2 separate regions of the Homo sapiens genome follow, and region 2 is linked to region 1. Evidence: chromatin loops called from intact Hi-C (ENCODE). Cell type or tissue: adrenal gland. All regions are shown on one strand. Links, peaks and the distances in the headings refer to the core of each region. The heading gives the core; the rest is flanking DNA.

What was found. Peaks named below come from ENCODE experiments on the same cell type or tissue, not always from the same donor. Only the 100,000 strongest peaks of a DNase experiment are listed, where the experiment ranks them.
Region 2: it touches region 1 in a loop (1.8-fold over the local background); 4 of 110 quality-filtered maps call a loop at or near these places.

What each region holds. Positions count from the first base shown.
Region 1 is chr7:66,268,812-66,281,781 of GRCh38, reverse strand. All of the region lies in intron 2 of TPST1 (tyrosylprotein sulfotransferase 1), which reads right to left. Among named protein-coding and RNA genes, the nearest start is that of TPST1, 70 kb to the right of the region's middle. In adrenal gland, for the core only: no CTCF peak of the experiment used is centred there; no DNase peak of the experiment used is centred there.
Region 2 is chr7:66,323,488-66,336,457 of GRCh38, reverse strand. All of the region lies in intron 3 of TPST1 (tyrosylprotein sulfotransferase 1), which reads right to left. Among named protein-coding and RNA genes, the nearest start is that of LINC00174, 70 kb to the left of the region's middle. In adrenal gland, for the core only: no CTCF peak of the experiment used is centred there; a DNase peak (open chromatin) is centred at 5,354; H3K27ac peaks cover 284 bases.

The sequences.
Region 1 (12,970 bases), core at 3,663-8,662:
TGATACCCAGCAACTACTACAAGAAACCAAATCCTCCATATTAAAGCATAGGGGATGGAACAGATATGCAAAAAGGAATGAGTGAAAGAGTACATAATCCAAGTGGTTAGGTTTATTACAGTAAAACATGTAATGAAATACCATTAAAAACCATGTTTTCAAAGACTTTCACTATTAGAAAATGCTCAGGTCATGTCTTGTGAAAGAAGATTTTAAAATGTATATACAATAGAAATTCAACTTTGTGAAAATGTGTTCTACAGACCAATAATGAGTTCCTAAATTGAATTAGTACTAAAAAACCTACCAACCAGAAAAAGCCCTAGACAGGAGGGATTCATAACCAAACTCTATCAGATGTATAAAGAAGACCTTGTACCAAACCTACTGAAACTATTCCCAAAAATTCAGGAAGAGGGACTCCTTGCCAACTTATTCTATGAGGTCAGCATCATTCTGACACCAAAACCTATCAGAGATACAACAAAAAAAGAAAACTTCAGGCCAATATCCCTGATGAACACAGATGCAAAAATCCTCAACAAAAATACTAGGAAACAGAGACTAGAAGCACATCAAAAGCTAATCCACCACAATCAAGTAGGCTTTATCCCTGGGATGCAAGGTGGGTTCAACATACACAAACCAATAAATGTGATTCATCACATAAACAGAACTAAAGACAAAAACTACATGATCATCTCGATAGACACAGAAAATGCTTTCAATAAAATTCAGCATCCCTTCATGTTAAAAACTCTCAACAAGCTAGGCATCGAAGGAACATACCTCAAAACAATAAGTGATATCTATGACAAACCCACAGCCAACATCCAGAACATGCTGAAATGTTCTGGAGGGCCCACAGATGTGGAAATTATGTATTTGTAAGAATTATATTAAACAATCTTTATTTGATAAATAGTACCTTACAATTCTAATGCTATCTATCAAACTTCAATAAGAGCAATTTCAGCATCAAGTAATGAACAATAGCTAAACTAACAAGAAATCAATCAAAAGTGCTTTAAAGGGAGCAGCACCAGTTGATGTGCTGCTGGAAGCATACCATACTGGAAGTATTCCCATTGAGAACCAGAATAAGACCAGGATGCCCTCTCTCACCACTCCTACTCAACACAGTACTGGAAGTCCTAGATAGAGTAGTAAGAAAAATAAAGGCATCCAGGAAGAGTGGAAGTCAACTATCTTCCATATTTGCAGACGATATGACTTTATACCTAGAAAACCCCACAGTCTCTGCCCAAAAGCTTCTAGATCTGATAAACAACTTCAGTAAAGTTTCAGGATACAAAATCATTGTACAAAAATAGCATTTCCATACACCAACAATATCCGAGCTGAGAGCTAAATCAAAAACACAATCCCATTCACAATAGCCACGAAAACTTGAACCATGTGTGTCAGACCCATGACCTACAAGAAGATGGCCCAAGATCTGGCCCAGGAATTGGAGAAAGACGCTTCCAATGCTTAGAGGAAGGTCCTCTTCTATGAGAAAACAGCCCAAGAATGCTGGGTGGCTTCCACGTCCACTGTGCGAGTGCTCTAGGTGCTCTGGAAAGAAAATGACCACAATAGGCAGAAGCCAGCTGACTGTGAGGTCAAGTTTCAGCCTTTCCCAAGCTGTCCTTTGGTGCCAGGATTTCCGTCTGCAGCCCACAAGGGCCGAGAAATGCCAGGGGGACTGTGGGCCACCACACCCCCAGGAGGGAGGCAGGTCACGATGTGAAGGCTTAGGTCCAGAGCACCTGCTGGTTTGATTCCGTTTTCCCCATAGGAGAGTCCTGAATGCCCAGAGCCTTAGCAGCACATCAGCTGGTGCTGCTCCATTTAAAGCCCTTTTGATTGATCTCTTGTCAGTTTAGCTACTGTTCATTACTTGATGCTGAAATTGCTCTTACTGAAGCTTGATAGATAGCATTAGGATTGTAAGGTACTATTTATCAAATAAAGATTGTTTAATATAATTCTTACAAATACATTATTTCCACATCTCTGGGCCCTCTAGAATTATACAGAATAAGTATTGTATTTTCATTTAGAGAAAAGGCCCCTCTTACCCCAACATCATTGTGTTTCATATGGATAGGAAAGTTTAAAACAAAGACCGTTTCTGATCTATGAGCTGTTATTAGAAAATAGTAGAGTAAATTGGCCAGAATAAGCTTTAGTTTTAAAACAAAACAAAACAAAGAAAAGAGTATGCTTATATCTGCTGGTGGGAATGTAAATTAGTTTAGCCACTGTGGACAGCAGTTCGAAGATTTCTCAAAGAACTCAGAACTACCATTAGACCCAGTAACCCCCTTACTGGATATATACCCACAGGAATATAAATCGTTCTACTATAAAGACACATGTAACTGTATGTTCATCGCAACACTGTTCACAATAGCTAAGACATGGAACCAACCTAAATGCCCACAACAGTGGACTGGATGATGAAAATGTGGTAGATATACACCATGGAATACTACACAGCTATAAAAAAATGAAATAGTGTCCTTTGCAGCAACATGGATGGAGTTGGAGGCCATTATCCTAAGCGAATTAATACATGAACAGAAAACCAAATACTGCATGTTCTCACTTATAAGTGCTAGCTAAGCACTGAGCACACATAGATACAAAGGGGAACAACAGACGCTTGGGCCTACTTAAGGGTCGAGGGTGGGAGGAAGGTGAGGATCGAAAAACTACCCATAGAGTACTATGCTTATTACCTGGGTGATGAAACAATCTGTACACCAAACCCCCGTGACAGACAATTTACCGGTAGCAAACCTGTGCATGTACTCCCTGAACCTAAAAGTTGGAAAGAAAAAAGCGATGTGTTCTAAATGCATGTTATATGTATGTTTAGAATCATATCAGAATGTTTACAATGCAGCATGATTTTTATTTTCTTACCTAACTTATCCATATTTTCCAATTTTCTATGATAAACTTTTTTTTTTTTTGAGACGGAATCTCGTTCTGCCACCCAGGCTGGAGTGCAGTGGGCTGGAGTGCAGTGGTGCGATCTCGGCTCCCTGCAAGCTCCGCCTCCCAGGTTCACGCCATTCTCCTGCCTCAGCCTCCCAGTAGCTGGGACTACAGGCGCCCGCCACCAAGCCCAGCTACTTTTTTGTATATTTAGTAGAAATGGGGTTTCACCGTGTTAGCTAGGATGGTCTCAATCTCCTGACCTCGTGATCCGCCCACCTCGACCTCCCAAAGTGCTGGGATTACAGGCGTGAGCCACTGCGCCCGGCCCAATGTCTTTCTTTTTTTACCTCATGCTGTCATGGGACTCGCAGAATCACGAAGAGTATCTTCACTCAGAAGTCTAATAACTATCTCAAGCTCAACATAGTCCAAACTGAGCTCTTTATGTCACCCCTAAAGTCTACCTTACCCGCACGGCAGCCTCAGCCTTCTAATCTCAGTTAAAAGCAACTCCATTCTTACAGTTGCTCAGGACAAAACCAGAGTTATTTTTCAACTACATTCTCTCATACTTCACATCAAATCCATCAGGAAATCTTATCAACTATACCTCAAAATATATGCAAATCTGGCCACTTCTCATTAACTCCACTGCTGCTCCCCAAGTCCAAGCAAACATCTCTCACCTGGATTTCTGCAATTTTTTTTTTTTTTTTTTTTTTTTTTTTTGAGATGGAGTCACATTCTTGTTGCCCAGGCTGGAGTGCAGTGGCACAATCTCAGCACACTGCAACGTCCACCTCATGGGCTCAAGCAATTCTCCAGCCTCAGCCTCCTGAGTAGCTGGGATTACAGGCACCCACTACCACACCCAGCTAATTTTTGTATTTTTAGTAGAGACAGGGTTTCGCCATGTTGGCCAGGCTGGTCTCAAACTCCTGACCTCAAGTGATCCACCCAGCCTATTTCTGCAACATTCTTCTAATAGGTCCCCCTACTTCTTCCTCTACATTTCTATGGTCTATTCTCAGTCTATCACCAGACAGAGCCTTTAAAACACCAGTCAGGTCATGTCACTCCATTGCTCAAAATCCTGCAATGACTCCCTAGTCACTCAGAGTGACTAGGCACTGGAAATGAGAGGGAATCTGAGTAATCACAGAATAGTTTTTCCTATTTGAATAGATTTCCTGATTTGTATAGATTTAGGGGATGATTTGATGAGATCATCCAAATAGAAAAAACTATTCTGAATAGTTTTCATCTCACCAAATCATTCCCTAAAAACATGCAAAGTAATCCAATAACAAAACTAAAACACCATGGACAACAAAACTAGATGACAAAGTAGCTCACAAACTCCAAAATACAAGTTCGTGGAGACAACCAACAGTAACCACAATCCCCTCATGGAATGAATGTTAATGTGGTGAAAGAAAAAGAAGCAACAACGCATCTGAAAACTGAGAATGGGAAACACCACAGCAGCCATAAACCAAACTCTAAAAATCAGAGCAGATCTATTTGAGAACACCAGTTGAAATTGGGAAGGGTTTCATCAAACCAAAAAGTGACTATAAGGGCCACTGGTAGGTTCTCAAAGGGGCCAGAGAAAGATGGGAAACATGAACTTGAAACCAACCAGCCAAAGCTCCTTTCCAGGACAGGACATCGCAATTAGAAACTTCTGGGAGGAGAATCAGAATTGGGCTAATTACAATGGTGACAGAGACAAAGGAAAGAGAAGGCCCCGATACAAGCGAGGGGAGGCTATGGAGTCAGGAAGTCTCAGAAAGCAAGCCACCATATTATTTAACGCTTTACCAGAACAAAACCAAAAAACAGGAGATGGAGAGCTATGAAATTAATAAAGACAGCTTGAACTATTCCTCCTCCCAAAAGCTTGAGAAAACTGTTTTTCAGTAAAAATGAGTGACAAAAAAGTATTTGGTCAAATACCATAAAGAGTTGTTAAAAGAAAACAGAGAAGAAGAAGAACATTCCTATAGAGAAAAAAAGACATGCCCACAAAACATTAAAATTGTAACTTACTATTTTAAAACAAGCTAAAAGACACTGAGAAAATGATACATAAATCATATTAGAAATAAGGTGATAGAGCTCAGGAATTTAGAAATGGAAGGAAAAATCATTACAAAAATAAACTAAACTAGAAGGAAGACAAGAGTTAATAAATACAAGAGAATCTTAAAAGAAATTATAAGTGAAATAGAATGCCTTCAAAGATTTAAAAGCTTTCCAATTTAAACTAATTGAAAATAGAAGATATTAGCCAGGCATGATGGCACATGCCTGTACTCGCAGCTACTTGAGAGGCTGACGCAGGAGAATCACTTGAACCCAGGAGGCAGAGGTTGCAATGAGCCGAGATCACACCACTGCACTCCAGCCTGGGAGACAAAGTGAGGCTCTGCCTCAAAAAAATACATATATATATATATATGAAATGTTTTTAAAATTTAAGAAGAAATAAAACAATTCAAAAGAAAGTGAAAAATATTAACAGGCAAAAAAAGTCTTTAATGAAAAATAGGAGTCTTTGAAGAAGAGAATCAAAGGGAACACAGCAAATACTAAAAACCAAAATTTAAGAAAACATTATTTTTAAAAAGTTTTTTTAATCTATATATTGACAGAACACATGGTATATCTGAGAATATCTGCTATATGATGACCAACAAAACATATTAAAATTATTGCACTTTAAAGAAAAAATATTTGAGTATCTAGGCAAAGTATAGGTATCCAAATTACCTATAGGAGAAGAAAATTAGATCAGACTTTTCAACATCAAAACTTTTTTTTTTTAAATTAAGTTTTTTAAACTGATGAAAACTGAATATATAACATGTTTTAAAATATGTATACATGGTGAAATGGCTCAATCAAGCTAATTAACATGTGCATTACCTCACATAATCACTTTTTTGTCATGAGAACATTTAAAATCTAGTCTCAGCAATTTTCAAGTATAGAATACACTGTTATTAACTATAGTCACCACAGTATACATCTCTTGAACTTATTTTTCCTGTCTAAATGAAATTTTATATCCTTTAATCCAACATCTCTAATCCCCACTCCTCTAACCTCCAGGCCCTGGTAACCACCATTCTACTCTTGCTTCTATGAATTTGACTTTTTTAGGTTCTACATAGAAATAAGATCCCAAGTATTTGTCTTTCCATGCCTGGCTTATTTCATTTACAATAATGTTCTACAGGTTTATTAACGATGTTGCAAATGACAAGATTTCCTCCTTTTAAAGGCTAAATAGTATTCCATTGTGTATGTATGCCGCATTTTCTTTTTATCCATTCATCTGTGAATGGATGCTTGGGTTGATATCTTGGCTATTGTGAATAGTGCTGTAATGAACATGTGAGTGCAGGTATATCTACCACATTCTGATTTCAATTCCTTTGGGTACATACCTGGTAGTGGGATTGCTGGATCATATGGTAGCTCTATTTTCAATTTTTTGAGGAACCTCCATGTTGTTTTCCATAACGGCTGTACCAAGTTACAGTCTCACCAACAGTGTATAGGTCTCCCTTTTCTCCACATCTTTGCCAACACTTGTTATCTTTTTTTATTTTTTTTTATTTTTTCTTTGAGACGGAGTCTCGCTCTGTCACCCAGGCTGGAGTGCAGTGGCTCAATCTTGGCTTACTGCAAGCTCTGCCTCCCGGGTTCACGCCATTCTCCTGCCTCAGCCTCCCAAGTAGCTGGGACTACAGGCACCCGCCACCACACCTGGCTAATTTTTTGTATTTTTAGTAGAGATGGGGTTTCACCGTGTTAGCCAGCATGGTCTCGACCTCCTGACCTCGTGATCCACCCACCTCGGCCTCCCAAAGTGCAGGGATTACAGGTGTGAGCCACTGCACCTGGCCTATCTTTTTTATAATAGCCATTCTAACAGGTATGAGGTACACTGTAGTTTTAATTTGCATTTCTCTGATGATTAGCGATGCTAAGCATTTTTTTCATATAACTGTTGGCCATTTGTATGTCTTCTTTTGATAAATGTCTATCAGGTTCTTTGCCCATTTTTTTAGATTTGTTTTCTTGCCGAATTGAGTTCCTTATATATTTTGGATATTAACTCCATATCAGATATATGGTTTGCAAATATATCAACCCATTCTATAGGTTGTCTCTTCACTCTGTTGATAGTTTCCTTTACTGTGCAGAGCTTTTTTGTTTGACATAATCCCATATGACCATTTTTGTTTTTGTTGCCAGTGCTTTTGAGGTCAAATCCAAAAATTCATTGCCCAGACCAATGTCACAGAGCTTTTCCCTTATGTCTTCTTCTGATAGTTATACAGTTTCAGGTTTTACATTTAAACCTTTAATCCATTTTGAGGCCAGGTACAGGTGGCTCATGCCTGTAATCCCAGCACTTTGAGAGGCCGAGTGGATCTTTTTTTTTTTTTCAGACGGAGTCTCACTCTGTCGCCCAGGCTGGAGTGCAGTGACGCGATCTCAACGCTCACTTCAAGCTCCACCTCCCGGGTTCACGCCATTCTCCTGCCTCAGCCTGAGTAGCTGGGATTACAGGCACCCACCACCACACCTGACTAATTTTTTGTATTTTTAGTAGAAATGGGGTTTCACCGTGTTAGCCAGGATGGTCTCGATCTCCTGACCTTGTGATCCACCCACCTCGGCCTCCCAAAGTGCTGGGATTACAGGCGTCAGCCACCGTGCCCAGCTGGAAGGTGGGTCTCTTAAGGTCAGGAGTTCAAGACCAGCCTGGCCAACATGGTGAAACCCCGTCTCTACCAAAGAAAAAAAAAAGAAAAGAAAGAAAAAAGAAAACAACAACAAAAATTAGTTGGGCATGGTGGCACATGCCTGCAGTCCCAGCTACTAGGAAGGCTCAGGTGAGAGAATCGCTTGAACCCAGAAGGCGGAGGTTGCAGTGAGCCAAGATCACACCACTGCACTCCAGCCTGGGTGACAGAGTGAGACCCTGTCTCAAAAGAAAAAAAAAATTTTTTTTTTTCCAAGATAAAACTTTGATCCATTTTGAGTTGGTTGTTGTATATGATGTGAGGTAAGAGTCTAACTTCATTCTTCTCATGTGGATATCCAGTTTTCCCAACATTATTTAAGAGACTGTCTTTTCCCTATTGTGTATTCTTGGCACCCTTAAGATCAACTGACCATAAATATGTGGGTTTATTTCTGGGGGCGCTCTATTCAGTTCCATTCGTTTATATGTCTGTTTTTATGCCAGTACCATGCTATTCTGATTACTATAGCTTTACAGTATATTTTGAAGTCAAATACTGTGATGCATCCAGCTTTGTTCTTTTCTATCAAGATTGCTTTGACTATTTGGGGCTTTTTGTAGTTCTACATAAATTTTACAAGTGCTTTTTCTATTTCTGTGAAAATGTCATTGAAATTTTGATAGGGATTGTATTGAAATCTATAGATCATTTTAGGTAGTGTGGCCATTTAAACAATATTCCAATCCACGAATACAGGATATGTTTCCATTTATTAGTGTGTTCAGTTTCTTTCATCAGTGTTTTATAGTTCTTAGTGTACAAGTCTTTCACCTCCTTGATTAAATTTTAAATTTATTCATAAGTCTTTTTTTTGGTAGCTATTGTGAATGAGATTGTTTTCATCATTTCTTTTTTGGACAGTTCATTGTTAGTGTATAGAAACACTACTGATTTTTGAATGTTGACTTTGTATCTTGAAATTTTACTGAATTCATTAACTAGTTCTAACAATTTTTGGTGGAGTCTTTAGGACTTTCTATATGTAAGATCATGTCATCAGCAAACAGAGACAATTTAGTTTCTTCCTTTCTGATGTGGATGCCTTTTATTTCTGTCTCTTGCTTAATTGCTCTGGCTAGGACTCCAGTACTGTACTGAACAGAAGTGGTGAGAGTAAGGCCAAGCACAGTGGCTCACACCCGTAATCCCAGCACTTTAGGAGGGCAAGGTGAGTGGACTGCTTGAGCCTAGGAGTTTAAGACTAGCCTGGGCAACATGGCAAAACCCCAACTCTATAAAATATACAAAAATTAGCCAGGCATGAGGGTATGTGCCTGTAGTCCCAGCTACTTGGGAGGCTGAGGTGGAAGGATTGCTTGAGCCCGGAGGAGGAGGTGCAGTGAGCTGTGATTGCACTACTGCCTTCCAACCTGGGCAACAGAGTGAAACCATGTCTCAGAAAAAAAAAAAAAAAAAGAATTGGGGTGAGAGTGGGTATTCTGTCTTGTTCCTGATCTTGCAGGAAAAGCTTTCAACTTTTCACCACTGAGGATGATGTCAGCTGTGGGCTTATGATAGTCTTTATTGTGTTGACATACCTTCCTTCTGTATCTAATTTGGTTGAGAGTTTTTATCATGAAAAGATGCTGAATTTTGTCAAATGCCTTTTCTGCATCTATTGAGGTGATCATACGATTTTTGTCCTTCATTCTGTAAATGTGGTATATCGCATTTATTAATTTGCATTATTTTGAATCACCTTTGTATCCCAAATATAAGTCCCATTTGATTATGGTGAATGATCCTTATAAATGTGCTGATGAATTTTGTTTCCTAATATTTTGTTGAGGATTTTTGCATCTATATTCACCAGAAATACTGGCTTCTAATTTTCTTTTCTTGTAGAATATCAATACTTTTTTCCCCCAGAAGAAATTGAACAATCTATTTAATATACATATGGAAGAAAAATAAGCCAAGAATCTTACATCCAGGAAAAATGACTTGTAAAAGTATAAAAGGCACAGAGCAGCTGTTATCAAAGTTACAAACTCAGAGAATATTGTTCCCACAGACACTTTCTGAAGAATCTACTAGAGTGTATGTCAGCAAATTTTTTCTGTAAAAGACTAGACAGCAAATAGTTTAGGCTCTATAATCCAAAGAATAATCTGTTGCGTATTCTCTTTTTAGAATTTTTACAATCCTTTGAAAATGTCCTAAAATGAAAAAAAAAAATCCTAAAATGTAGGGATGAATGGCTAAAGAAATGGTGATACATATACGATATGGATATGGATATATACATATATATGGATTAATATATACTCACAATGAAATATTATGCAGCCTTTAAAAAGGAGACACTGCCATTTGTAACAACATGGATAAACCTGGAGGACATTATGCTAAGTGAAATAAATTAGACACAGAAAGACAAATACTGTATGATCTCACTTATATGCAGAATCTAAAAAAGTAAAACACATCAAAGCAGAGTAGGATGGTGGTTACCAGGGGCAGAAATGGGAGGAAATGGGGAGATGTAGGTCAAAGGGTACCAACTTGCACTGATATAAAATAAACAAGCCAGGCACGGTGGCTCACGCCTGTAATCCCAGCACTCTGGGAAGCTGAGGCGGGCAGATCACGAGATCAGGAGATCAAGATGATCCTGGCTAACAGGGTGAAACCCCGTCTCTACTAAAAATACAAAAATTAGCCGGGCGTGGCGGCGGGCACCTGTAGTCCCAGCTGATCACTAAGCTCAGCTGAGCATGTACTATCTTGTCACACCAGATGTTATCATACCAGGTAGCAAGGAAGCTATCAGACACAACTGAGGTCACAGCAAAAGTACTCAGGAGGCAATGTGTAGAAGCATCTAGTGGCCAGAGAAGGAACAATTTGAACTCAATAAAAATGCTAATTGCAACAGATAGAAACATATAAAATTGGTCTCTTGGGAAGATGAAAAGGAACCAAACCATTATCTTGAAAACTGGCCCCAAAAAAGCAAAAGAATCAAGTATTTATTATGCTTTTTGTATATGAAAAGCTGTAACCCTGGGCAACCAAAAAATATAGAGGCAAGGATATGTCTCTTCATAAAATTGTTCCAAGTAAGATGTAGAAAAGAGATCAGAATTAGAATATCAGCACTTTACAATAGTCAACAAATTGATGAATCTAGGCACTGAGGATCAATGGCTGCTAAAATCACAAGAAAAATGACAACCACACATAATGTATATAGCCTCACCAAATAAGACCTTGAGTGTGATTAAGCCTCTGGGCTCAGCGATCAATTTACAGGAAGTAGAGAATTCAGAAGAACATGCTGGATAATCAGCAGTTCGATTGCAAAACTGCACAATTTTCCAATCAGCAAAATTCAGATTGTGAATAACTTTACAGGCTAAATAGCTTGGGTTCTTCAAAAAATAGTGTATGGTAAAGAAAGGAATGGATCACTTGGAAATCTGTCGATTAAAAGAGAAGACTTGTCAAATTATTTTTAATGAGTAAGAATAAGCTACAATGTCTAAATGCACATTTGGGTAATAAAAGTATAAAGAAGCAGAGTAAGTGATTTCTAAAGGTGCCAAAATAGTGGATAGTTTGGGAGAAGAGGAGGGGACTTAGTTTGGGATAGGGTACATGAAAAAGCTTCTGGACTGACTGATATGGTTCTATTTCTTAACATGGGTAATAGTTATAAGAGTGTTTGCCTTATAAAAATTCATTAAGGTAATTTTTAAAATAGTCCTTCCAGTGGTCTACAAGGTCCCACATAAAATAACCTGACCTTCACACACTCCCTTGTTCACTCTACTCCAGTCCTATTGACATCTTTGTAGGTCCTTGACTAGGCCAGGCGTGGTCTCTTGATAGCTACTTTACTGTGACTCTTCTCTCTGCCTGGAGCACTCCTTCCTGTAATATCTACTTGGCTAACTCCCTCACCTCCTTTGAGACTTTGCTCAGATATCACCTTCTCAATGAGACTACTAACTTTATAATCTGACCTTCAAAATCCTCTGGGCCCTGGTCCCCTTTACTTTCCTCTGTTTTTCCTTTTTTCCACTATAACCTTCTAATATGCTATATGTTTTTATCATGTTTTTTGTATTGCCCCCTCCCCCACCATGAGACCGTAGGATACATGATGGCTGGAATTTTTGCCTGCTTTGTTGACTTGCTCTCCTACAGTTCTCTACTCAAATATCACCTTACCAATGAGTCCTTCCCTGACAATTCCTACATCCCAGCTCTTGGCAACCTCCTATTCCCTGCTTTATTTCTTATTTCAAAGCGCTTATTACCATCTGACAAACTAAACATTCAACTCCTTCTTTTTTAAAAAATGAGATGGCTCTAAATGTTTTGTCTGTTAACTGCTGGAATATTACTGGGCATATAATGGATGCTTAGTAAAAACATGTTGAGTGCAGTCTTTACTATATCTAGGTAGTGTTTTTCCTGTTCCTTCTTAAGAGCTTTTATTATGAATGACAACTGAATTGTACCCAGAGCCTTTTCAGCACTGAATGATATGATCATATGGTTTTCTCCTTTAATTTATTGATGTAGTACATTCTGTTGACAGATTTTTCTAGTAGTGAACTATTCTTTTGTTGCTGAAATAAAAACTATTTGGTCATAATAGCTGATCAGTTTTTGCTACACTGCTGAATTCTATTTACTGGTATTTTATTTATGGTTTTAGCATCTGCATGCATAAGAAAACTAATCTAAAGTTTTCTTTTATGTAATTTCTATTGGGTTCTGACATTAAATCATAGCTTTGGAAAATGAATGGGGAGTTTTCCATCTACTAAAATAGCTTAAATAGCATCGGACTCATCTGTTCTCCACTGATTAGAAATAATTCAGTTGTGTATCATCTCTTCCTTTTTAAATGATATCTCTTAATCACCGTTTAATCTCTTTGGTGCTAATCAACCTACTGAAGCTCTCCATCTATCTTCAAAAATCAGCCACTGTTTCTAGACTTTCAAATGTATTACAAATGTACTTTCTTGTATTCTCCTATCATTTTTTAAAAATGTCTTTTATAGGCCGGGCGTGGTGGCTCACGCCCTGTAACCTCAGCACTTTGGGAGGCCAAGGCAGGCGGATCACCTGAAGTCAGGAGTTCAGCCTGGCCAACATGGTGAAATCCTGTCTCTACTAAAAATACAAAAATTAGCTAGGCGTGGTGGCGCGTGCCTGTAATCCCAGCTACTCAG
Region 2 (12,970 bases), core at 2,767-7,766, 56 kb before region 1:
TGTATTGTTTATAGATAGGATTTCTATTTGTTTTCTTGTTTCTATTTCTTTGTCAAATTTCTCACTACATACATGGATTGCTTTCTAAATTTCATTTAATTTTCTATCTCTATTTTCTTGTGATTCCCTGAACATTTTTTTTTTTTTTGAGGCGGAGTCTTGCTCTGTCTCCCAGGCTGGAGTGCAGTGGCACAATCTCAGCTCACTGCAAGCTCCGCCTCCTGGGTTCACACCATTCTCCTGCCTCAGCCTCCCGAGTAGCTGGGACTACAGGTGCCCACCACCAGGCCCTGCTTATTTTTTGTATTTTTAGTAGAAATGGGGTTTCACCATGTTAGCCAGGATGGTCTCGATCCCCTGACCTCGTGATCTGCCCACCTCGGCCTCCCAAAGTGCTGGGATTACAGGCGTAAGCCACCATGCCTGGCAGATTCACTGAACTTTTTAAAGAGGCTTATTCTGAATTCTCTGTCTGACATTTCATAGATCTTCAATTCTTCTGAGTCCACTGGTGGAGCTTTGTTGGTTTCTTTTGGTGGTGTCATATTTCCCTAAGTTTTCATAATCATTGCTTGTTTATGTTGATGCTTGCACATTTGAGGACACAGCCATTTCTTCTAGGTTTTGCAGGTGTTCTTTGGTGATTTCGGGCCTTTACTTAGTATGAGAGCTTAAGTACTGGCCTATTGTTTCTTCCCATTCTGGGGAAGACTTACAGTGAGCATCAGAACTGAAACACTGCACTAAAACTAAACTAACTTGCCCTGCCATTCAAAACATTGCACTAAAACAGAACTAACTTGCCCTGCCGTTCAAAACACTGCACTAAAACTAAACTAACTTGCCCTGACATTGTTTCACAGACAGGAAGACTTATAGTGACCACCGAAAGGTAAACATTGTTCTCCAACTATATTGCTATCCTGTCATCATTTCCCAGTCTGTGAAAGTCTTAAGTGCTTAAGTGTACACTGGAAGTTAATCCCAACTTTTTTTTTTTTTTGAGACACAGTTTTGCTCTGTTGCCCAGGCTGGCGTTCAGTGGTGCGATCTTGGCTCACTGTAACCTCTGTCTCCCAGGCTCAAGCGACTCTTTGCTTCAGCCTCTGAAGTAGCTGGGATTACAGGCACGTACCACCACATGCAGCTAACTTTTGTTTTTGTGGTAGAAGTGGGATTTTGCTATGTTGCCCAGGCTGGTCTTGAACTCCTGGGCTCAAATTATCCACCCAACTTGGCCTCCCAAAGTGGGATTACAGAAATGAGCTGCCATGCCCAGCTTAATCCCAATCTTATAGCTGTTTCTGGGCCACGGGAAGGTTCCATGTGAGCACTAAGTTTTGTGGAAAATCCGACCAGGGATTCAGGCCTTCCCACTGATTACACCCCAGTGGCACTAAGACACTGGCCATCCTTGTCAATAGGGTGTCTCGGCTAATTAGAGTACAGAGTAGCTGCAAGATCCATATACTAGTTGCTACAATCAGTGCCCTGCTCTTTGTCCCCACTTTACCCCAGATAGTTCAGCTCTCCTGGCTCTCCCTGATGGGACGGGAGTGGGCTCCCTGGGAAGATTCCCAGACCAGTGAGGAGACTGAATACACACCTCCAATTCCTTCCTCTCACCTTGGAAACTGCAGGGCTAGGAAAATTCTCCCTGAGTGGTGTTATGCCAGCTTGGGGGGAAGGGGTGGCACAGTCTGAAATGACCACTTATTTTACAAAAAATTTTGTTGGCCCAGGAGGTTTCTCCACTTCTTCCCCAAGTTCTGGTGAACTCAGGTTGATATTCTTGTCTTTGAATACTTTTTTTTTTTTTTTTGAGATGGAGTCTCGCTCTTTCACCCAGGCTGGAGTGCAGTGGCATGATCTTGGCTCACTGCAACCTCCAACTCCCGAGTTCAAGCAATTCTCCTGTCTCAGCCTCCTGAGTAGCTGGGATTACAGGCACCCACCACCATGCCCAGCTAATGTTTGTATTTTTAGTAGAGACGGCGTTTCACCATGTTGGCCAGGCTGGTCTCGAACTCCTGACCTCAAGTGATCCACACGTTTCGGCCTCCCAACATGCTGGGATTACAGGAGTGAGCCACCGCGCCCAGCCTGAATAATTTCTAGTTGCATTTTTGTGGGAAGAGTGATGCCAGGTATCTTTTATTCCACTATCTTGCTGACATCACACTCTCCCCCTAGTGTCTTTATTTTCTCTAGTTTTCTTCCTCCCTAAGGGAATCTATCTCTTCTGCAGAGGGGGAGGTGGGGTATAGAGATAAGGATCTGGAAGTCTAACTGTTCCTACACAGACTGTCAACCTCCCTATTTTTAGTATCAGACTTCATCCGTTTCCCCTAATTTGTAATACTTGATGTTTCTAATTCCCAAACATTTGTAGGGTTCAGGGTGAACTGGCTTGCTTCTTGTCCCTTTGCTTTTTTGTATCCCTGTTTTTCAGGCACTTACATTAAGTTACCTTCCAAATGGCTCAGTCCCTTACCATTTTTATATTAGCTTTCCATATTCGTATATTATGTTTTGATAGTGACAAATGAGTTTAGGGTTGCTAGTTTGGCGGCCTCTGAAAAGTTGGACATGAAAGACATGTACTAAAGTTAGAGGATCCAGTAGTACTAGTTTTAAGGAAATATGTTATTAGGGTGCACATACAGTATATACATTCTCTGAGGTCCAGGGGACTTGTGGCTGGAGGCTGCAAGGGTTTGCCAAGGCTGGAAACCATCACTTATGGGAATGCAAAGCTAACAAATAAACTACTATTAGAAAACAAATTCTATGTTGTGCAAGGGAAAAAAGGAGGCACGTAATTCCCATAATCTTTAACTTTACTGTTAATTATTCACAAGAGACTGGAGCTGGGAAAAAAAGACTAAAGATTTTTTAACCTTCCCAGTTCTAATGTTTTATGATTCTGAAGGAAGTTTCTCAAAGCCTGAGTGACACAGAGATTGCTTTCTTAGTTCCACCTGTGGCATCTCTAGCAGGCCTTCTGGGTCTTTTGTCTAACAACCTAACGCACTTTCTCGATCTTCCACAGTACACACACTACATAAGACCTAAAAGAAATGCATATACAAATGTGAGCTCTATATACAGTATTTAACACTGCTTTATAGCTTTTACTTGTGGCAGTGGTGGTATGTTTCCATACAAGAGGCTTTGGCTGTCAACAGACACCATTACAAAGAAAATAATTCAAATATAAAAGTAAATTGTATTTGCTGCTTTGGGTTTGTAGACGGAAATCAGGGTCAAGTTTTTGGAGTGAGGTATAATTAATTCCACTATAAGAACAGCCTTCAACTGTGGGATTACATAGAATACAGAGATAGAGAAGAAAGGAGAGTTTGCCTAAATTGCTTGTGAAGTTTCAAAAACCTAAGAGATTCTGAGCATTGGCTAAAGTGAGCAATATGTCATGTTTGTCATCTGTCCTCAGGCCACTCTTAGCTTTCTTACCCTTACTAAGCCCAGTGCCACTTCATCTGTCACCACGGCCTCCCCTATACAGTCATCTCTTGGTATCCACAGGGGATTGTTTCCAGGATCCCCTGTGAATAACAAAATCCACAGGTGCTCAAGTGCCTTATATAAAATGGTGTAGTATTTGCACGTAACATACACATATCCTCCTGTATACTTTAAATCATCTCTAGACTGCTTATAACACCTAATACAATGCAAATGCTATGTAAATAGTTATCCTGTATTTTTTAGGAAATAATGACAAAGTCCGTCACGTTCAGTACAGATGTAAGCATCATTTCCCCCCCACATATTTTCAGTCCATGGTTAGTTGAATCTATGGATGTGGAAACCACAGATACAAAGGGCTGACTATAGTAACAATTCATAATTAAGATGTAAACAGGCCAGGCATGTTGGCTCATGCCTGTAATCCTAGCACTTTGGGAGGCCGAGGCGGGTGGATCACCTGAGGTCAGGAGTTCAAGACCAGCCTGGCCAACCAGTATGGTGAAACCCCATCTCTATTAAAAATACAAAAAATTAGCTGGGCTTGGTGGCGGGCACCTGTAATCCCAGCTACTCGGGAGGCTGAGGCAGGAGAATCGCTTGAACTCAGGAGACGGACGTTGCAGTGAGCTGAGATTGTGCCTTGCACTCCAGCCTGAGCAACACAAACGAGACTCTCATCTCAAAAAAAAAAAAAAGATGTAAACAAAAGTCTCAGTGCAACTTAAAATAAATGTCATTAACATTACTTGTAGACCGCAGATCCAATTCTCTATAGCAGTAGTCCCCAACTTTGGGCCGGTTTTGTGAAAAACAATCTTTCCATGGACCAGCAGAGGGGATGGTTTCCGGATGATTCAAGCACATTACGTTTACTGTGCACTTTATTTCTGTTATTATTACATCATAATATATAGTGAAATTATTACACAACTCACTATATTGCAGAATCAGTAGAAGCCCTGAGCTTGTTTTCCTGCAACTAGAGGGTCTCATCTGGGGGTGATCGGAGACAGTGAAAGATCATCAGGCATTAGAGTCTCATAAGGCAAGAACAACCGAGATGCCTCACATGCACAGTTCACAAAAGTGTTCGTGCTCCTATGAGAATCTAATGCCATTTGTTTTAATACAAAAATCACAATTACTTTTGCAGCAACTTACTAGATACAGTAAACAGGAAGGCAATGGGCAAGTACTGATAACTAAGAGGTAACAAATGAAACAAAGAAAGAAACAGAAATTATAAAAGGCAGACAGAAGCCTTAAGTTTTTAGTAAAGAGATGAACAGTTCTATACCCTACATAAGGAGAAGACAGACACCTTCTTTTTATAACACACAATTGCTAATTTTCTTTTGATGAAATAAAATTTCAAATAATGATCAGTAATTTATTTTAAAAGGCAAGAAATATGTGATCAAATGCAGAAGTGATTCTACTCCAAATTATTAAGATTTGGTCCCTTCATGGTAAAAATCTATCCAGAAACTTAGCTTTTAAGGATGATTCACTTCCCAAGGGTTTCAGATAGCCAAGGTTTTACAAGTTATAGGAAAAATCGTCAGAAATGTTATTAAGCCAATTCTGTACTTGGATTAATCTTATGAAGAACATGACCTTGTTTAACCCTCTTCAAGTGTGGGACAGATCTAGTGACTGGCTTCTAACAACCAGAATTTGGCAAAAGTGATGGGATGTTACTTCTGAGATTAAGTTACAAAAAGTCTGTTATCTTTTGTCTTGAGCACTCTATCTTGCTCTCTTGCTTGGTTGCTTGCTCTGAGGTAGGCCAGCTGCATGTTGTCAACTGCCGTAGACAGAGGCTCATGTGGCAAATAACTGGCATCTCCAGCCAACAGCCAGTGAAAACCTGAGGCCTGCCAACAGTCACATGAGAGAGCTTGAAGGCAGATCCTCTCCCAGCTGAGCCTTGGATGACTGCAGCCCAGCTGACAGCTTGACTGCAACTTCATGAAAGATCCTGAGCTAGAAGCATCTAGGTAGCTTTGCCTGGATTCCTGAACCACAGAACCTATGAGACAACACGTTTGTTGATTTAAGCCATTAATACGTTTTAGAATAATTTGTTATGCTTCATATATAAATCATACAGATTTTGGTATCAGGAGTAAAGTTCCATTGTCACACATACCAAAAATGTGGGAGGAATATTAGAACTGGGAAATAGGTTCTAATAATAGGGCCCAGTTCTAATACTTTAAGGCCTTTCAGGAGAGGAGCAGTAAAGCCTAAATTGCCAGGAATTGATAGTTGGTAGATTTTAGATTGTTAGGAGGTGGACTGTGAGTTTTAAGGAATGTGAGGAACATCTGAGTAGAAACTGGAGGCAAGGGATCTCTGTTAGGTAGTTGTGGAAAGTTTAGCAACCCAATTTTACAGTGATGTGGAAGGTAGAAAATGTGCCGAATGAATTAGATGGTCTAGCTAAAAAGATTTCCAAGCAAAGTTAACTGCCAGGTTTCTTCTTGGTGTTTACAATAAGATGTAAGAGGACAGAGAAATTGAGGGAAAGATGGTTTAAAAGGAGCCAGGACACAATGGTTTTGAAAGTGGATGTGAAAATTCTTAGCCTCACCATCTTCAACACTAGCAGTGTGGCAAGCTCACATTTCCTACACTTATTCTGCTTCCCATCTTCAGAGCCCCTTCTCTACCTTCAACTCCCTTGCCTCTCCTTTATGAGGACCCTGGTGATTACTTTAGGCCCACCAGATGATCGGTAATCTCCTCATCTAAAATTCCTTAATTCCATCTGTAAAGTTCCTTTTGCCAGATAAGGTAACATATTCACAGACCCCAGGGATTAGGAAATGGCCATCTGGGTTGATTTGTTTTTCCAACTTTTATTTAGATTCAGGGGGTACATGTGCAGGTTTGTTACAGGGGTATAGTGTGTGATGCTGAAGTTTGGGATATGATTGAACCTGTCACCCAGGTAGTGAGCACAGTACCCAATAGGTAGTTTTTCAACCCTTATTTTTCCTTCCCTCTTCTGCCCTCTTGTATTCCCAGTGTCTACTGTCCCCATCTTTATGTCCATTTGTACCCAGTGTTTACCTCTCACTTACAAGTGAGAACATGAGGTACTTGGTTTTCTGTTTCTGCATTAATTCACTTAGGATAATGGCCTCAAGCGCCATCCAAACTGCTGCAAAGAACATGATTTCGCTCTTTGTTATGGCTGTGCAATATTTCATGGTGTATATGTACACATTTTCTTTATCTAATGGAAGTGGACATCTTTATGGAGCCATCATTCAGTCTACTACTTGCAAGCAATAGACAACTAATGCATTATATTTAGAATTTCTGCAGTTTATAAAGAGGAACATAGGGATGAACAAAGTGTCATATACTGGAGAAACGCCAGTCATATAGCCCTCACAAACAAAAACCTCATACACGTCTTCAAATTTTAACATAATCAGTTGTCGAGGAAAATGCTTTTATTCTTAGGGATATGCGCTGAGGAAGCATAATATCTGCAACTTTCAACTAATACCAATAAAAAAAAAGCCATGTGAGTATACATATGCACAGAGAAGATAAAGCAAATATGGCAAAATTTTAACAATAATTCTCTGTTAGGGTATATAGGTATTTATGGTACTATTCTTTCCAGGTTTCTCTATAAAAAATTGGAAAAAATCAGGAAGATAGTTTCAACACAACAAATATATTAACCATGCAAAGCTCACTGTAGTAGATTATAAGGAATATGTCATTTGTGGGCCAGGAGAAGTGGCTCACACCTATAATCCCAGAATTTCAGGATTCCTGCCTGAGGCAGATTGCTTGAGTTCCAGGAGCTCGAGAACAGCCTGGACAACATGGAGAAGCCTCGTCTCTACAAAAAAATACAAGTATTAGCTGGGCGTGGTTGTGCGCACCTGTAATCCCAGCTACTTGGGAGGCTGAGGCAGGAGAATTGCTTGAGCCCGTGGGGTTGAGGCTGCAGTGAGCTGTGATTATGCCACTGCACTCCAGCCTGGGTGACAGAATGAGACCCTGTCTCAAAAAAAAAAAAAAAAAAAAAAATATATATATATATATATATAGAGAGAGAGAGAGAGAGAGAGAGAGAGCGGGAGAGAGAGAGAGTGAGAAAGAGAGAGAGAGAGGCTGGGATCCCAGCACTTTGGGAGGCCAAGACAGGCAGATCACTTGATGCCAGGAGTTCAAGACCAGCCTGGTCAACATGGCGAAACCTGGTCTCTACTAAAAATACAAAAATTAGCCAGGCGTTGTGGCATGTGCCTATAGTCCCAACTTCTCAGGAGGTTTAGGCAAGAGAATTGCTTGAACCCAAGAGGCAGAGGTTGCAGTGAGCCAAGATCATGCCACTGCACTCCAGCCTGGGCGACAGAGTGAGGCTGTCTCAAAAAAAACAACAAAAAAAAACTATTTCATTTGTGAATGGGCTAAAACTGAGAAACTCAGAGGTTAGCAACCTATTCTGTAACAAAGGCCAGGGTAAATATTTTAGGTTGTATGAACCACAGTCTCTGTTCCAACTACTCAGCTCTACTGCTGCAGGGCAAATGCAGCCACACAAAACATATAAATGATTGAGCATAGTATGTTCTAATAAAACTTTATTTACCAAAATGTATGATAGGGCCAGGCGCGGTGGCTCACGTCTGTAATCCCAGCACTTTGGGAGGCTGGGGCGAGAAGATTGCCTGAGCTCAGGAGTTTGAGACCAGCCTGGGCAACATGGTAAAACCCCATCTCTACTAAAAATACAAAAATTAGCTGGGCATGGTGGTGCACACCTATAATCCCAGCTACTCAGGAGGCTGAGGCAGGAGAATTGCTTGAACCTGGGAGACAGAGGTTGCAGTGAGCTGAGATCGCACCAATGCACTCCAGCCTGGTCTGGGTAACAGAGCAAGACTCTGTCTCAAAAAAAAAAAAAAAAAAAAAAAAAAAAGGAAAGGAAAAAAAAAAGAAAGAAAAAAAAACACCAAAAACACAACAAAGAGACAAACAAAATGTATGATAGGCCAGATTTGGCCTGCAGGCTGTGATTTGCTAACCTCTGATTTAACTAAAATCAGTTTTTAAAAAATAGATCTTTAGACCATCTCCAGAAATATGTACCAATGACTAAACTATGTGCTTAACACAACATTATGCATTATGGACTCTACATTTTTGCTTTTTCTCATAGTTTTCTTCAACGTACATACACACACACACACGCACTTTTTTTTTTTTTTAAGACAGGGTCTTTCTCTGTCACCCAGGCTGGAGTACAGTAGCACAATCACGGCTCACTGCAGCTTTGACCTCCCAGACTCAAGGGATCCTCCCACCTCAGCCTCCTGAGTAGCTAGGACTATGGGCACCTGCCACCACACCTAGCTAATTTTTGTATTTTTTATAGAGTCAGGGTTTTGCCATTTTGCCCATCCTGGTCTCAAACTCCTGGGTTCAAGCGATCCACCCACCTTGGCCTCCCAAAGTGCTAGGATTACAGGCGTGAACCACTGCACCCAGCTGTACATATACATTTTTTAACTCTAAAGGTTAAAAGACTAGTCTTACAACCAGGGGTTCTGAATTCAGATTTACTGTGAACTAAATATAATTTATCCCTCTCCTTTCTTTCTGTAAACTCATTGTAAACTCTAATATAATCCTTCCTTCCAATTATAGTCCAGAGCACAGAATTAATCAGAAGCCTTAGTTTCTGACAAACTTTCATCATTGGTTTATGCCTGGCCTGCTGTTATTTATTTAGTAATATAATTTATTATTTTTAAATAATGCAATAAACATTCCCCTTTGAAGAATTATGACTTGATAGTTTCACATGCAGAGAAAACAAATAACTCCAGCCAGATATGATTACACAAAAAGGAATCTGGAGTTTGAAATCCCCCTGGGCTCCTGTGGTCCACCAGATGCTCATTATCTCTAAAACACAAATACTGTAAAACAGCTGATAACATTCATGTTTACATATTTTCATTTGTTTCAAAATATTTTGGCAGCTTTGCAAATCTCAGACTCAGTTCTAGGAAAGTTCAACAGTCTTGTGCTGCCTAGAAACAAATGAATAAATGTTGTCAATACTTATATCAAGAAGAAAAAAAATTAGTCAGTCTAGAAGCATGATATTCTTTCTATTCCAACAGTAGATAGAATTTAGGAAGAATTCTATTTCTTTTAAGTAAAGGAAATGGTTCAGTGTATCAACTTTCAATGAAGTTGGACAAGATGGATTGGAATGTGAATTGAGTTGGGAATGTGTCGTGACTGTGAAATAGGAACCTCTTACTCTTACAGAAAGTAGTACAGAGGAAATTTAGCATTAAGGCATTGATTTCCTGGTGGGGGGAAGTTTAGTGTGCAGAATGATTAGGAAATCATATTATTTGACCACAGGACATTTATCAGGCAGGAATGCTATTATTTCTGTTCAAAGGAAATAGTCCCAAATCAAGTTTTCAGAGACACTGAAAGACAGTTAATATATACAAGTAAAGTCAACAGTAATTTCATCAATTTCCTTTCACTGGAGTCCTTTTCCCCTCTTTTCTCAAACTGGGGAACTTTTACTTATCCTTTAAACATGAGAATACAGTAGCGCCATCTCTGAGCTCACAGGGCATTCTGAATGCCCTGTTCTTACGGCAGTTATACTGAATTACCATTAATTGTAAATCTATCTTCTTCACTGGACTTAAAGGAGACAGGTAGAGTCTTAATCATCTTTATATTCTAGATGGAGGAACAAACAGACATGTGGATCAAAGAAGAATAAAAGCGTAAGATCCTTTCATAGTCATCTCCATTTTTACAGTTGATAGACTCACAGAAGTTTCTGAAACCAATTTACAGCATAGATTGAACATAAAAAGACAGAAAAAGTGACTCTGTTGGAGCCTCCCTGATTGCAACCTGCTGGATACAACATTATAAAATACTGGCATTCATTCTATCATTCTATTCAATTCTTGCGAGAAGAAAATTAAAGAAGTTTTACTTTTTAAAAAAATTAAAGGCCAGGCATGGTGGCTCACGCCTGTAACCCCAGCAATTTGGGAGGCCAAGGCGGGCAGATCACGAGCTCAGGAGTTCGAGACCAGCCTGGCCAACATGGTGAAACCCTGTCTCTACTAAAAATACAAAAATTAGCCAGGCATGGAGGCGGGTGCCTGTAATCCCAGCTACTTGGGAGGCTTAGGCAGGAGAATCATTTGAATCCGGGAGGCACAGGTTGCGGTAAGCCAAGATAATGCCACTGCACTCCAGCCTGGGTGACAAAGCAAGACTCCATCTTAAAAAAATAAAATAAAATAAAAACACTGTATAGGCAGCTGGGCACAGTGGCACATGTCTGTAGTCCCAGCTACTTAGGAGGGTGAGGTGGGAGAATCACTTGAGGCCAGGAGTTCGAGACCAGCCTAGGCAACATTGGGAAACCCTGTCTTGGGGGGAGGGGGGAAACTTAAAAAAATTGTTAAAAACCATTGTATAGTATTCTCTTTTGCTTAATTACACTTTAAAATGTTCATGAGGGAACAACGAAAAAATCCAGGCATGAAAAAAAAAGAAAAGAAAAATGGTAGTGATATGGTTAGGCTTTGTGTCCCCATCCAAATCTCCTCTTGAATTATAATCCCCATAATCCCCACGTGTCAAGGGAGAGACCAGGTGGAAGTCACTGAATCACGGCAGAGGTTCCCCCATGCTGTCCTCGTGATAGTGAGTGAGTTCTCACGAGATGTGATGGTTTTATATGGGGCTCTTCATCCTTCACTTAGCACTTCTCCTTTGTGACTTGTGAAGAAAGTGCCTTGCTTCCTCTTGACCTTCTACTATGATTTTAAGTTTCCTGAGGCCTCCCCAGCCATGCTGAACTATGAGTCAATTAAACCTCTTTCCTTTATAAATTACCCCGTCTTGGGCAGTTCTTTATAGCAGTATGAAAACGGACTAATACAGGTAGAAAACCTAAGAAGTTCTCTCTAGCCACCAACATCAAGACTTTGATATAAGAAAGAACAGAATACATTTTCAAAACCAGTAATTTTAATCTTGTTTTTTTTGCCTGGAAGAACATTCTATGTAAACCACATTTCAGATATGAGTGTTTTGTCTTGTTTTTTTTTTTTTTTTTTTTTTTTTTTTTTGAGACAGAGTCTTACTCTGTCACCCAGGCTGGAGTGCAGTGGCACAGTCTTGGATCACTGCAAAACCTCTGCCTCCCGAGTTCAAGCAATTCTCCTTCCTCAGCCTCCCGAGTAGCTGGGATTACAGGAACCCACCACCAGGTTTGGCTAATTTTTAGTAGAGACAAAGTTTCACCATGTTAGCCAGGCTGGTCTTGAACTCCTGACCTCAGGTGATCCAGCTGCCTCAGCCTCCCAAAGTGCTGGGATTACAGGTGTGAGCCACTGCACCCAGCCGAAAATGGCTATCATTGCACCAGCATTTAAAAGCTGAAATCTAGATATCTTTTTTTTCCCCATTTTAAGTAGATTTTAATAAAAGTATATATGTAAAAAGTTTATACGTAAAGGAAAATGTGCAAACCACAGCTAAACAGCTCAATCAAATTCTATGGAGTAAACACAGATTGAGAAATAGAAGATGACCCAGTGGCCTTCCTTGTCCCTCCTTCTAGTCATAATGTATCCTTTCCTCCAATAAGAGTAACTCTGAACTTTACAGGAATGAAATCATACCCCACCCCTGATAACCTCCATTCTACTTTCTATCTCTATGAATTGACCTATTCTATGTACCCCATAAGTCAAATTATACAACATTTGTCCTTTTGTGTCTGGCTTATTTCACCCAGCACAGTGTCTTGAAGTTTCATCCTTATTGTAGCATGTATCAGAATTTCATTCCTTTTTAAGGCTGAATAATATTCCTTTGTGATCTATTGATCCATCTTTACCACATTTTGTTTACCCATTCATCTGTAGATGGACATTTAGGTTGTTTCCACCTTCTGACTGTTGTGAATAGTGCTGCTATGAACACTGGTGCACAAATATCTGTATCCCTGCTTTGACCTCTTTTGTATATATACACAGAAGTGGAACTGCTGGATCAAATGGTAATTCTATAATTTTTTGAGGAACTACTGTACTATTTCCCATGTATTTTTTATTATAAGCATCCCGGTGGGTGTGAAGTAGTATCTGATTATAGTTTCAATTCACCACAAATTGGGTGATTCAAGAGGAACCAACTCTGGCTGACTTAAACTACTAATTGGGTGATGTAAATTTTTATTATTTGACTTGCAAGAATTCTTTATATAATCTGGATACCAATCTCTAGATAGCATCTGTGGGTTGTCTTTTCACTTTCTTCATAACATTTGTAATACAAAAGTTTTTAGTTTCGATGCAGCCCAATTTGGATTTATCTCAGGAATGCTAGGGTGGTTCAATGTAAGATAATCATCCAGTGTAATACATAATAATAAAAT